2 separate regions of the Homo sapiens genome follow, and region 2 is linked to region 1. The links are chromatin contacts, found by Hi-C or POLR2A ChIA-PET in ENCODE. All regions are on one chromosome and are shown on one strand. Each heading gives the region's core, a stretch centred on a gene start or an enhancer-like site at or near the end of the contact. The rest is flanking DNA. Distances are from core to core; before and after follow the strand shown. Region 1 overlaps LINC01091 (long intergenic non-protein coding RNA 1091). Region 2 has its middle 340 kb from the start of LINC01091.

Evidence for each region. A loop is a pair of places that touch in the nucleus more often than their neighbours do. ChIA-PET counts read pairs that join two places held with the same protein, here RNA polymerase II (POLR2A). Pooled maps may share reads with other maps.
Region 2: a loop to region 1 is called in a map of heart right ventricle, with 1.9 times the contacts of the local background. The contact joins two enhancer-like sites. A Hi-C loop is called at or near these places in 13 of 168 maps with a recorded cell type or tissue (Caco-2, Calu3, HCT116 and 8 more), 1 of 37 single-sample maps with no recorded cell type and 5 of 50 pooled maps. POLR2A ChIA-PET finds 5 or more read pairs at or near these places in 2 of 52 experiments (A549 and HEK293).

What each region holds. Positions count from the first base shown.
Region 1 is chr4:123,784,163-123,789,287 of GRCh38, reverse strand. The region is part of intron 3 of LINC01091 (long intergenic non-protein coding RNA 1091); the gene reads right to left. Among named protein-coding and RNA genes, the nearest start is that of LINC01091, 140 kb to the right of the region's middle. RefSeq lists a cis regulatory region at 4,515 and an enhancer at 4,431-4,600. Within about 2 kb of position 2,172, at least 14 of the 41 ENCODE cell types and tissues checked have a DNase peak (open chromatin) inside an H3K27ac peak, as active enhancers do; they include heart left ventricle and heart right ventricle, where a contact is called at or near this core.
Region 2 is chr4:123,983,299-123,988,651 of GRCh38, reverse strand. No RefSeq gene overlaps it. Among named protein-coding and RNA genes, the nearest start is that of LINC01091, 340 kb to the right of the region's middle. Within about 2 kb of position 2,116, at least 14 of the 41 ENCODE cell types and tissues checked have a DNase peak (open chromatin) inside an H3K27ac peak, as active enhancers do; they include heart left ventricle and heart right ventricle, where a contact is called at or near this core.

The DNA of each region.
Region 1 (5,125 bases), core at 923-3,422:
GCCTCGTTAAATTAAGAGAAAACAATTGTGGGAAACAAATAAGAATGTGTATCAACTTTCAACCTGTATATGTATCTATCAACCCATGCCTAAGTATCTATAGCTAACAATATCAAGAAAGGTGCACAGAAAAAAAATCAGACACCAGAGCCCATGAAAACTTGGTATATATAATGTTTGGTTTTCATAAAAATTTGTCTTTCTAATTCCCCTAACTCTAGCCCATAGTTACTTTTTCTATAGCTCTTATACTGGAATACATACCTTAGGTTACTATATGTGTTAAGACATTCACTGGGCAAGAATTATGTCTTTTAAATTTTTCCTACTGCATAAGTTAAGAGTTTGGTAAAGTGTACACAAAAGCAGTCAATGAGCACTCATTTTTGAAAGATGCATGAAACTCTTATAATTTTTTGAGGCATGAATTTAAAAGGAAGTTCTTTATATGAAGACAGAGGGTTAAGTGTGTGTAAAGGAGTAGAACTGCTATTGCTCAATGAACAGTATGACCAGCCCATCTAATTTAACTGTATTTATTTGTATAAAGGATACTGAAAGCAAATTCTTGGCCTGAGTTGCTTGAAGTCCTGGACCTTCAGGGCACCCATCAAGAGGGAAGAACTTGTCCTGCCCCTTATCCTTGTTGGCTTTGACCTAATCAGGGAAGGTGCTGACCCTCTCACTGGGCTTGCAGGCAAATTTCCACCTGTACTCATCATACACACTTGTCCACTACTCTGAAAATATGGAGAGAGATAGAGACAGAGAGAAAAAGAGAGCAGTAGATAGAGGGAATAGCCACTACCTCCCACACTACTTAGCAGTATAGTTTAAGAGACTTAGCTCAAGCTGTACTACCTTTGTTAATGCCATCAAGAAATGTCTATCTCAAGCTGCCTTTATCTTCATAGCTTTTTCCTTAACTACAATATCAATTTTTTGTTTTATTACGCATGCCAGTTGGGCTTGGTTTATTTAGCCTTCTCAGGAAAATGTACACTACAATACCACAGAACACACTGAACTTCCTAGTAAGTACTGTTCAATTCTGATGCTTCATTTTTCCTAATACGCTGTCTTATTCAGTTGCAAGAAAAGCAGTGGGTAGGGTAAACAATCTTTAACCACTTCTCTGAATTTTGAAAATGATTTTAAATTATTCCCTGCTAATTTGGGGGGAAAATTTTAAGTAAAGTACTAAAGAACTTCTAAAACTCACCCGGCAGTGAATTTTCAAAATAAGAGAATCACAGAGCCACTACCAACTTCACAGTAGATGTGTATAAGTTCTTCTCAGAAGGTTGACTACCTCTGGCATTGCTAAATCAGGAGGGGACAGCCCACAATTCTCCCTTTGGCAGCAAGCACCTACACACAGTCATCAGTACAAAAAAGGAAAAAATGAAAACATCCTCTGTTTTGCCAAAAGATTGTCTCAGTGTCTCCTCCATCCAGGGACCCCTACATCTTCTTGAGTCCAGGCCCCGCCTGTTTAATTCCTTAGTACTGGAGAATTCTTGCTAGCGTATAGCTTTTTCTAGGGACTTGACCTTTTCCTTTCTAACTAATGACACCCAACACCACCTTACTCTATGAATTCAGTGTCCTTCCTTTAGTCTGTCTAAAGCCAAACATACCCTCCAAGCCCTTTCTGCCAATTCATCCTCTTTGTTCTTTTTGTCTTAATCATTCCTGCTCTCCTGCTGCCCCAGAGCATCCGCATGCCATGAATTTGCACTCTATAAGAACTAGCTCTTCCCACACAAAAGACATTGCATGCTTTTCAGAATCAATCAGACACAAATTATTTAAAGAGTCCATGTAAATATACACTCCAATATTAATGGAAAAGTGGTGTCACTGCTAAGACTTCTCCAAAGACAAATTTGTAGTGAAAAGCTTTAAAAGGCGAGAATGAATGAAAAAGTTTTTACTATATTAGGCTCATCTGGCCACAAAGAGGTTGAAACTCAGCTGTGAAACAGGCCATCGGGTAGTGAACACTCCACTTTCTTTTCAAGTCCACTTCTGTGGCCACCAATGACCACATAATGCCTACAGAAGGTTAACCCATGTCACTGACTGAGATTGGCACCGAGCCCATTGTCTGCTCCACTTGCAAATACCTTCTTAAACAACCTTATATGAGCAGTTCTCTTCTCAGGCTACTCTAGCACAGCTGTGGCCAGCTGCACTCAGCCTTCAGCCCAGCCATGGATTATATACCAGATGATTCCTGTTCATTGAAAATACTGGAAACAACAAGGAATACATCACACTGCCGAGAAATTGGATCCACCCAGAGAGACCAAAGGAAAGCTATGACATTTGAGGAACAGGCAAACATTTCTCCTGCAAGCATTTACTGAAGCAGGTATATTAGGAGGAAACTAATCCATCAGATTCCCAGACACACATTTATTTTCTGGTTCCTTTGTTTTTAATTTTGTTTCTTTCTGGTTGAGTTCGGGAGGTGGGGGGAGTTTAGCAGAAGGAAAAACTCCTCATACTTTATCCAGTATGTTTTCTTTTCTTCTCTGTCCAAGACTATAAAAACAAGTTTGGATACTCCACCGGAATGCTGTCACAGTTCTGAATTTGGAAACTGATATTACCATGTCCGTAAAGGACAAAGAATGGAGGCTCCAAATGTTGTAATGAGTAACGCTTTTTAAAACTCAGAAAACTGACCAACATCTGAGAACTAACTTGATCCAGCCAAATATTTCTGGGTATAAGAAGAGGCAATGATAATTAGAATTGCTGCTTGTAGATAGGTAGTTTAAACTACACACAGTAGCTGGATGTCTTCAAGGTAAAAGCAACTGAAGAGCATTAGTGTTCAAGTATCATTAACCTCTCCAAAACGTTTCTTGGCAAACGGTTCTGAAGGCCTTCACTGAGTTTCTGTCATTCTTCCCCTCCTTCTGTTCTATGTCTTCCCACACTCAGTGAGTGGAACATTTGGATCATTTTTAAATTGTGTGAGGGAAGAGACCAAGAAAAAAAATAATTGAAGAACAGGGCAACTCTCTAGTAGTAATAAATATTTAACTTGAAAAATGCCTAAGAATAAATATCATCTATATAGGCACATACAAGACTGTGGCACTCCTCTTTTGTTCACATGTAGGATCTTAGAAAAAATAACCCCAATATTTTACTATGAAAGATTATAGGTACCTATGTTTTGATTCACTTTTTTCCAACGTACCTGACTTTAAAGTTTTCCTTTTCAAAGAGCCAAGTGAACTCCTGCATCTTGTCTCCCTTCTTGCTAATTATTTAAAGAGATGACTCCAACGCCATGTTTGAAAATGTAAGAACCTTTTATTACTAAGGGTCAATATTCAGAGCATGGCAACACAGTTTATTTCATGATACTTCTTAAAATTCTTTTCCCACTGACAAATTTGGCCCTTTCACAGAGGCAGGATCATTGAGTTTCTGGAAGGAAAACGCCTTGGGTTTGCCAAGAGTTTCCCCTACTGGGCTGATGACACCTCCTAAAACTACGGAGAGGAAAATGCTCTGCAGGTCAGGCAGCAGGAGTTGAGGTCCCAACTGTGTCTCAATTTGAAAGACTGAGTCAGGCACGCAGCTGCCAGGTGCCTGAGGAATCTGAATTGTTTTGCAACATTAAAGTCATTGTGAATGAGGGGAACTGGTCATGCTGAAATGATGCTACTGTTTCTGTGGAATTTTAGTGATGCCCAGAGCAAGTTGAAAATCCATTTGCCATTCCTTTTTTTCCTAATTCCATTCTTCACCTGCAATGTGTCTCAGGGCATTAGAAAGTGTTTTTGCTACTCAGAAACAAATTGGAAAGAATAGGTTTCATTGAAAACATGCTCAGACTGGATTTAAAATTATAGACTTGTAAGACTTGGGACAGAGAGAAAAGTGAAAGTTATCCGTGGCAGAAACTGTAATAGTTGTCACTAATTATTTTTTCATTTTCTATAGTAATAGAATCCCTGAACTTTAGTTGGGTATTTGAAATACTCTTATTTCCTAGCCATTTTGCACCTAGTTGTGACTATTTGTCTAAATTCTGGATGCACATTGAAGTAATACATGCAACCTATGCCAAATAACCTTAAAGGGAGAGAGTAGGCTCATCATCTTTCTTCTTCCTGCCACCTGGAAAGTGATGTGATGGCTAGAGCTGAAGCAGCCTTCTTGGACCTTGACGTTATCTTAAAAATAGAGGCCTTATGTAGTAAAACTCCAAGCAATGAGGCACCTAGATCCTTGAGGCTTTGCTCCACAAAGCCTTGATCACTTACATTGTATTTCTTTCCTCCAGGCATAAAATAAGAGAGAAATAAGTGATCTCATTTTAAATTTTAGTGTTACTTGCAACCAGCTCTTCTCCTAATATATCATCCAACACATTTTTTACATTGCCTTTGCTTGAAATGTTTCCAGATGTGGTTTGTTTTTGTTTTTGTTTTTCCAACTATCTCCAAAACTTTTAACTTAAAAAAAATCTACAGCTGCTACTGATATTAAAGCTTCCTGCATGTTTATTTCCAGGCAGAAGAAAACTAGGATGTTTTTTCCTCTCCCTTGTTTTGCCATTTACTCTCCTACCACATCCTATTTCACTTCTCTCACCCAGTGCATAGCCCCCTGGAGGTTTCAGCCACCTACAGAATGAATTTTTCAGCAAACAGTTACAACATGTACAAAAATGAAGGTTTATAAAGCTTGAGAGATCTTCGGAAACACTTTTTTAAGAACGGTCATTTTAGTATAGCAAAACCTCTGATCAATTAAGAGACAGGCACTAATAATACCTTCTATAATCAAACTCCCAGCCTCCAAACTTACCAGGAACTTTGTAAGGAAAAAAAAATCAACCTAAATGCCTGTACCAAAACTACCCCAAAAATGTTCACTAGTGTGAGAAGATACTACTGTGAAAAGTTATTGATGATCAAATAGTTTATTTATGTGCATCACACACACATACACATACACACACACACACACACACAAGAACACAAGTTTTAAAAGATCAGGAATAGTGTCTGGCACATGTATTTATTTAACAACTATTTGTAGAATGAATCAATGCAAAGCTTCCTGGGCTGCTATTTTTATTCATCTGCTTATG
Region 2 (5,353 bases), core at 867-3,366, 200 kb before region 1:
TTAACTAATTTGGGGCCACTGGGATATAAACAAATGAAATGTGTTCAACTTTTCTCTTAACTCTTTTTAGAGAAATGTGTTTGCCCTGGGCTTCATCTTTCATTCTGCTAGATGGCTATAAAATGGAAAAATTAGAGAAACTTTGAAAGTCTTATGTTGAGGATAAGAGAGTTGCTTCATAAGCCATGAGCTAATCATATCTGGACTATTACTTGAAAGATAACTAAACTATACTGTTTGATTCTCTGTATTTAATGTCTCCTTGAAACAGCAGCTTAGCTCAACTAATATACTATGCTGAAGCATATAAAATTGCTGATGTTCAATGTGTTAACCTTGGCAAAATGGCAATTTAAATTTCTGTATGTTAAACTTGAAAAGCTCCTGTATCTGTTCTGGTCTCACTGTTTTCTTCAAAGAGACTTTGAATGAGGCCCTACAGCATGAGGCCCTACATTATTCTTTCAATACAGGAGGATTTCTTTGTAAACAAGAAGTGAGTAAACAAAAATAATGGTGGAAAGGAGAAATAACACAGTCGATTATATTCCGTCAGAGGGTATAAGGAGGGTCGGGCTTTGAATATTCAGAGGACTTTGTTTTCTCATATTTGCTTCAAAAATAGGAGAAATTTTTTGCAGGTATCTTTGTGTTGTCTGTTCTTCCTTCTTGTTCTGCTCTTGTGGTTTTTTTCCCCTTTGTATGCTTTGATTATTTTTTCAAGGTGTTGGGGGTTACTTATTTGTAACCAATTTTGAAGCCTAAGGTTAAGGCAGATGCCTCCAAAAAACATTCACGTTTGTTTCTGCCAGGTACCTGGAAACACTACCAATCATTTAAATAATTAAAGAATTGCTGAAAATTAAATCACAGTTTACACTGCATGATAAATACAGATAGTGTTAATTGTTGTTATAAATCCATGAGACAGCTGGCAGTCATTACAACATCTCAGGAAGTTGTTTTTTCCTCTAGCTTGGCTCAGGGTTGAGGCCAATTTCTTTGCACTCTTCTGGGGTGAGACGGATGGGGATAGTTTAATTCCTGTTCACCTTTATCCTGAGGATATAGCTTTTTGCTACTTCAGCTTTCAGGGAAGAGCTGCTACTTGACTCCTCGCCCTGGGCAGACCCTGAGCCTTGACTTCAGAACTTTATGTTCTAGTGGAGACCTCAAAACTGAAGGTCAAGTTTACCGAGTTCAACAAAGGCTTTCAGGATAAAAATGGCTTCAGTAATTGCCTTACTGCTCCAGGTTCCCGCTTTTTGTTAGAAGTTGTCCTGTGAAGCCTTTTAATGTTCCCACTTATTTGGTGCTTTCAATAATTTTTTGAAAACTTTTACCCAGTATTTCTTATTTGTTTCCAATGGGAATGTTGATTCAGATCACCTAATCAGCTATATTACCAGAAATAAAAGTCATCAGTAAATGTAAAATAATTATTTTCAACTATTACATTTGCAAAAGTATTGTGGAAGTTAGAGATGGATGTCTCTGGCACATTGATGTTTACACCACTTCACCTGACCATGCCCCTCATTATTTTATTTATATCATCTGATTCACATGGAGACTCATGAGCCAACTTGAACATGTCCACAAGGTTCAAATAGTATTTTTGAAATTAAAATTCTTGGGTAAGCACTCAATGGCTCTTGATTTCCAGACATTTTATTGGATACTTGAACTCCTCTACTCTACATCAAGACATTTCTTTATTTCATATCAAACCAAACCTCCAAAATTTGTCTCAAATACTTTTTGATTGATGACTGAAATCTTTCAAAGACAGGAATTTGAAAAAACGCACAAAGTAATTATAACAGGAAGAACAATAAAATGAGAACACATCTCAAACTATAAGTACAAAGGAATGTAGATCCTGGTCTCAAAAATATGTAGTACAAAGTTAAAATATTAGTCAAAGATCAGGAATGCAAAACAGTCTTGTTGTTTCTGTGAGTACAATGTGAAAGTTATAGTCTTTGCACAGCCTTTTTCTTTCCTTTTTCATTAGTTCTTACTTTGAGAGAATGTACAAAAGAAATTCTTTGCTCATGATGTCTACTTCATGGACTGTTAAGAGCATTGGCATCACAGAGGCAAAACGTACTATAAAACATTCCTTTGTATTTTACATAGTTCCATGGGAAGGAACTTATGCAAATTATAGTCACAGACAAAACATATCCTGGTGACATCATGATTTCACTGAAAACTTTCCAACACTAAAAAAAAAACATTGTTTTTTTTCCATCATTACCATCCCCACCAGTGGCAACAGGCACATCCAGCTGTTGTTTGTACAGAGAGAAGGCTGTTGAAGCCCCGCCCTATTTTTGCTGGTCTCATCCTTCAGCATATTTTCAGAATGCTAAAATTATTTCCTCATGTTATGACCAAGGCTGGAGTTCTTTGTTCTATAACTTCTTTCTGATTAAGATTTTTCAAGAAGTTATTAAGAATAATAAACAAATAATTCAGAGCAAATATTAAGGAATACACATATCCTTGCTTGCCATCCTGACAAAATACTAATCAGCTGCAAGCTGTTATAAAAATGAATACATAATTAAAATCATAAGCCAAATAAATTAAAGCCAATAAGAATTTCATCATAATAACCTATATCAAATTCAAAACAAGATTTTTAACTGATTTTGGTAGGAAAACCAAAAATGTCACACTTCCTAGCTTCATCATTGTGGTTTTAAGCAGAAATTATTTTGGCCAGGCAGGTTAAATATAGTGAATGCAATTATTATTTTCTTCTTAGAGGAAAATATTGGCACCAGTGCCATCATTATTATAGTGCCTAGTAACAAAATCTTCACCACTTCTGCCAAAAACACTGAAGAAAGGTAATGGAAATGCAGAAAAGTGTTTTCTGAATATATATAGGGCTGGTATTTGGCACTATACCCTCCAGGCACAGAAAGTTTCTGCGATCCCTAAAGCAGGAGACACAAGTGCCTAATATAGTGTTGGGTAATATTGTTTTACCATATATCTTGTCACATGGATAAATCATTCACCCTTAATTTGAATATGTAGGATTATTGGAGAAAAAGATTGCTATGTTATCTCATAGTCATCTTTTTGCATAGTCAAAATCTCTATCTGAAAATAACCATGAGTCTGATGCCAAAATATATTTTTCACTAGACATGTATTATATAGCAATTAATTGGGCTAAAATTCAGAAGGTGAATTTCTATTCCAAGCCTCTTAATTTGCTAATTTCTTTAAATAACCATCACAGTGATAACTTAGTAACAATGTGTTGAAGCTGAGTTAGAAGACTCAGCTTCAGGCGGAAATACTAAAATATAAAATAAATAAAAGCAGGGCTTAATCCCTGGTGTTCCTTTGGGCCTTGGGTCAATTTTCTTAACTTCTATTTGGCTTCTTTTTCTGTAAAATTAGAGAATTAGACTTAATATGGTGGCTTTCCAATTCTTTTGGAGCAACCACCCTTCGAAGTGCCCTGACAGAAATGCTCCAACAGCAGAGCTGCTGTGTTTGAAGGGGAGTGGCTATCAAAGCCCCGCTGTGGGCCCTGCTTCCCTGCAGCAGCTGCTGATGATGCTCCTGAGCACAGTTTGATAAACAATGTGCTAGGCAACGAAAAGACTCTGGACCCATTTATAATTTTACAAGCAGAAAAGAAGTAAGGAAGGGAGGGGGGAGGTAGAGAAATAAAAAAAAAAAAAAAGATGTCAAATTTGTGCTTATCTCAAAGTTTAAAATACTTTCTTAAATTTACTCATTCCAATATTTTGAAACAATGGTTGAAATTTTTTCACTGCCATTTTTTCCAAGTTATTTTCTCATAAAATAGAGCTGGAAAGCTTTTATTTTCTCTGTGCTGTAAGTATTTTCATTATATCTATCCCAGGGAGGCAGTTGTGGTAACACTACTTGGTGCAAGCCAACATCTTTTTCTCCCTCTTTCTTTCTAGCAAAGCTGATTTTTTTCAGCATGGTTATGTGCCCAGTTCAAACTAATCACTTCCCCAGGTACTTCAGCACGTTGAGATAGTCTCGAGGCAGATTTATGGCCAATCAGATGAAAGCAGAAGACTACTAGATGAAGTCTCTGGAAAGCTATTGTTTGCTTAATTTTTGAAAAGATTCATTTTTGTTGTTGTTGTTAATTTGTTGAGTGAATTGTTGGCATAAATCCTTTGCCCTTCATCCTTCCTACTTATTTCTGGATGGACTATGGGCATGATTCCAGAAGCAGAAGAAAATATTTATTTGCATATACAACATACATACCTACATATTTGCATATACAACATACTCAATGATGAGTAACTTAGAAGGATGGTTAGAATTAGGGGTTTATGTACCTAACCTAGTAGGAAAAAGGAGGGGGGAAAGGCTTCTATGGTTTCTTTAGTTAAGACAAATGGGTTTTTTATATTTTACTGATTTAGATTTGCTTCCTGGCATCACTATTCTTTTTATATACACCATCATTATAACACATACAATATTGCTTTTGAGCCAAAAAAAAAAAAGTTGGAATTTAGCAGCTTTGAAAAACTGGGTAAGAAAATGGAAGAGTTAGGGAAAGAGACAGGGTGTTATCTCTCTCTTATCCACTTGACATTGGCTTCCTTGGAAAGAAAGTATAGATATAGAAAGTCAATAACTGACTCTGTAAAGCAACCATTGGATTTCTGGACAATGCTTTTACAAACTTGGGCAGTGAGTTCCTAGCTAGGAATCATAATCATCTCATAAGACCTATGAAGATCATGTTGGACTGAGGAAACTTCAACCTACCTGAACTCAAAGCTTTAAATTAAATTTAAAAAGAAAGAAGTTAACTTATAGGTGTGAAATAAAGTGAATAAAGTGAAGGACATATAATAATTCTCAAAAGAAAATAATATGAAATAATACAAAATAACTATATGTGTTTTTGGTTGATATACCAATGTAAAGTGTATTGATAAGAAGAAAAAAAACCTTGATATTTTAATGTAAAGTATTAAATACAATGAATTTGGTGATAACAATCAGATCATATTTCTCTAAAATATTTAGAGACTAGAATATTTTTCTGAAAGACTATACTTTTTTTAAATAAACAAATTGGATTGAAAGAGTAGGAAGAAGTACTCTATGTCTAGAAAACATACAATTGAGTGGATATCCACACCATAGAAAACATTTGGGTGATAATTTTTAAAAGTGAAATTTTTATTAGCATATATCCTGTCCAATCAGATTGACAACTATGGATAATGCAGAATTTTCACAGAGACAAGATAATTTAGGAACTTAAATACTGAAACCTCTGCCAAAAGTCTCATTCTGCTCTCAGGAAAGCATGAGATAT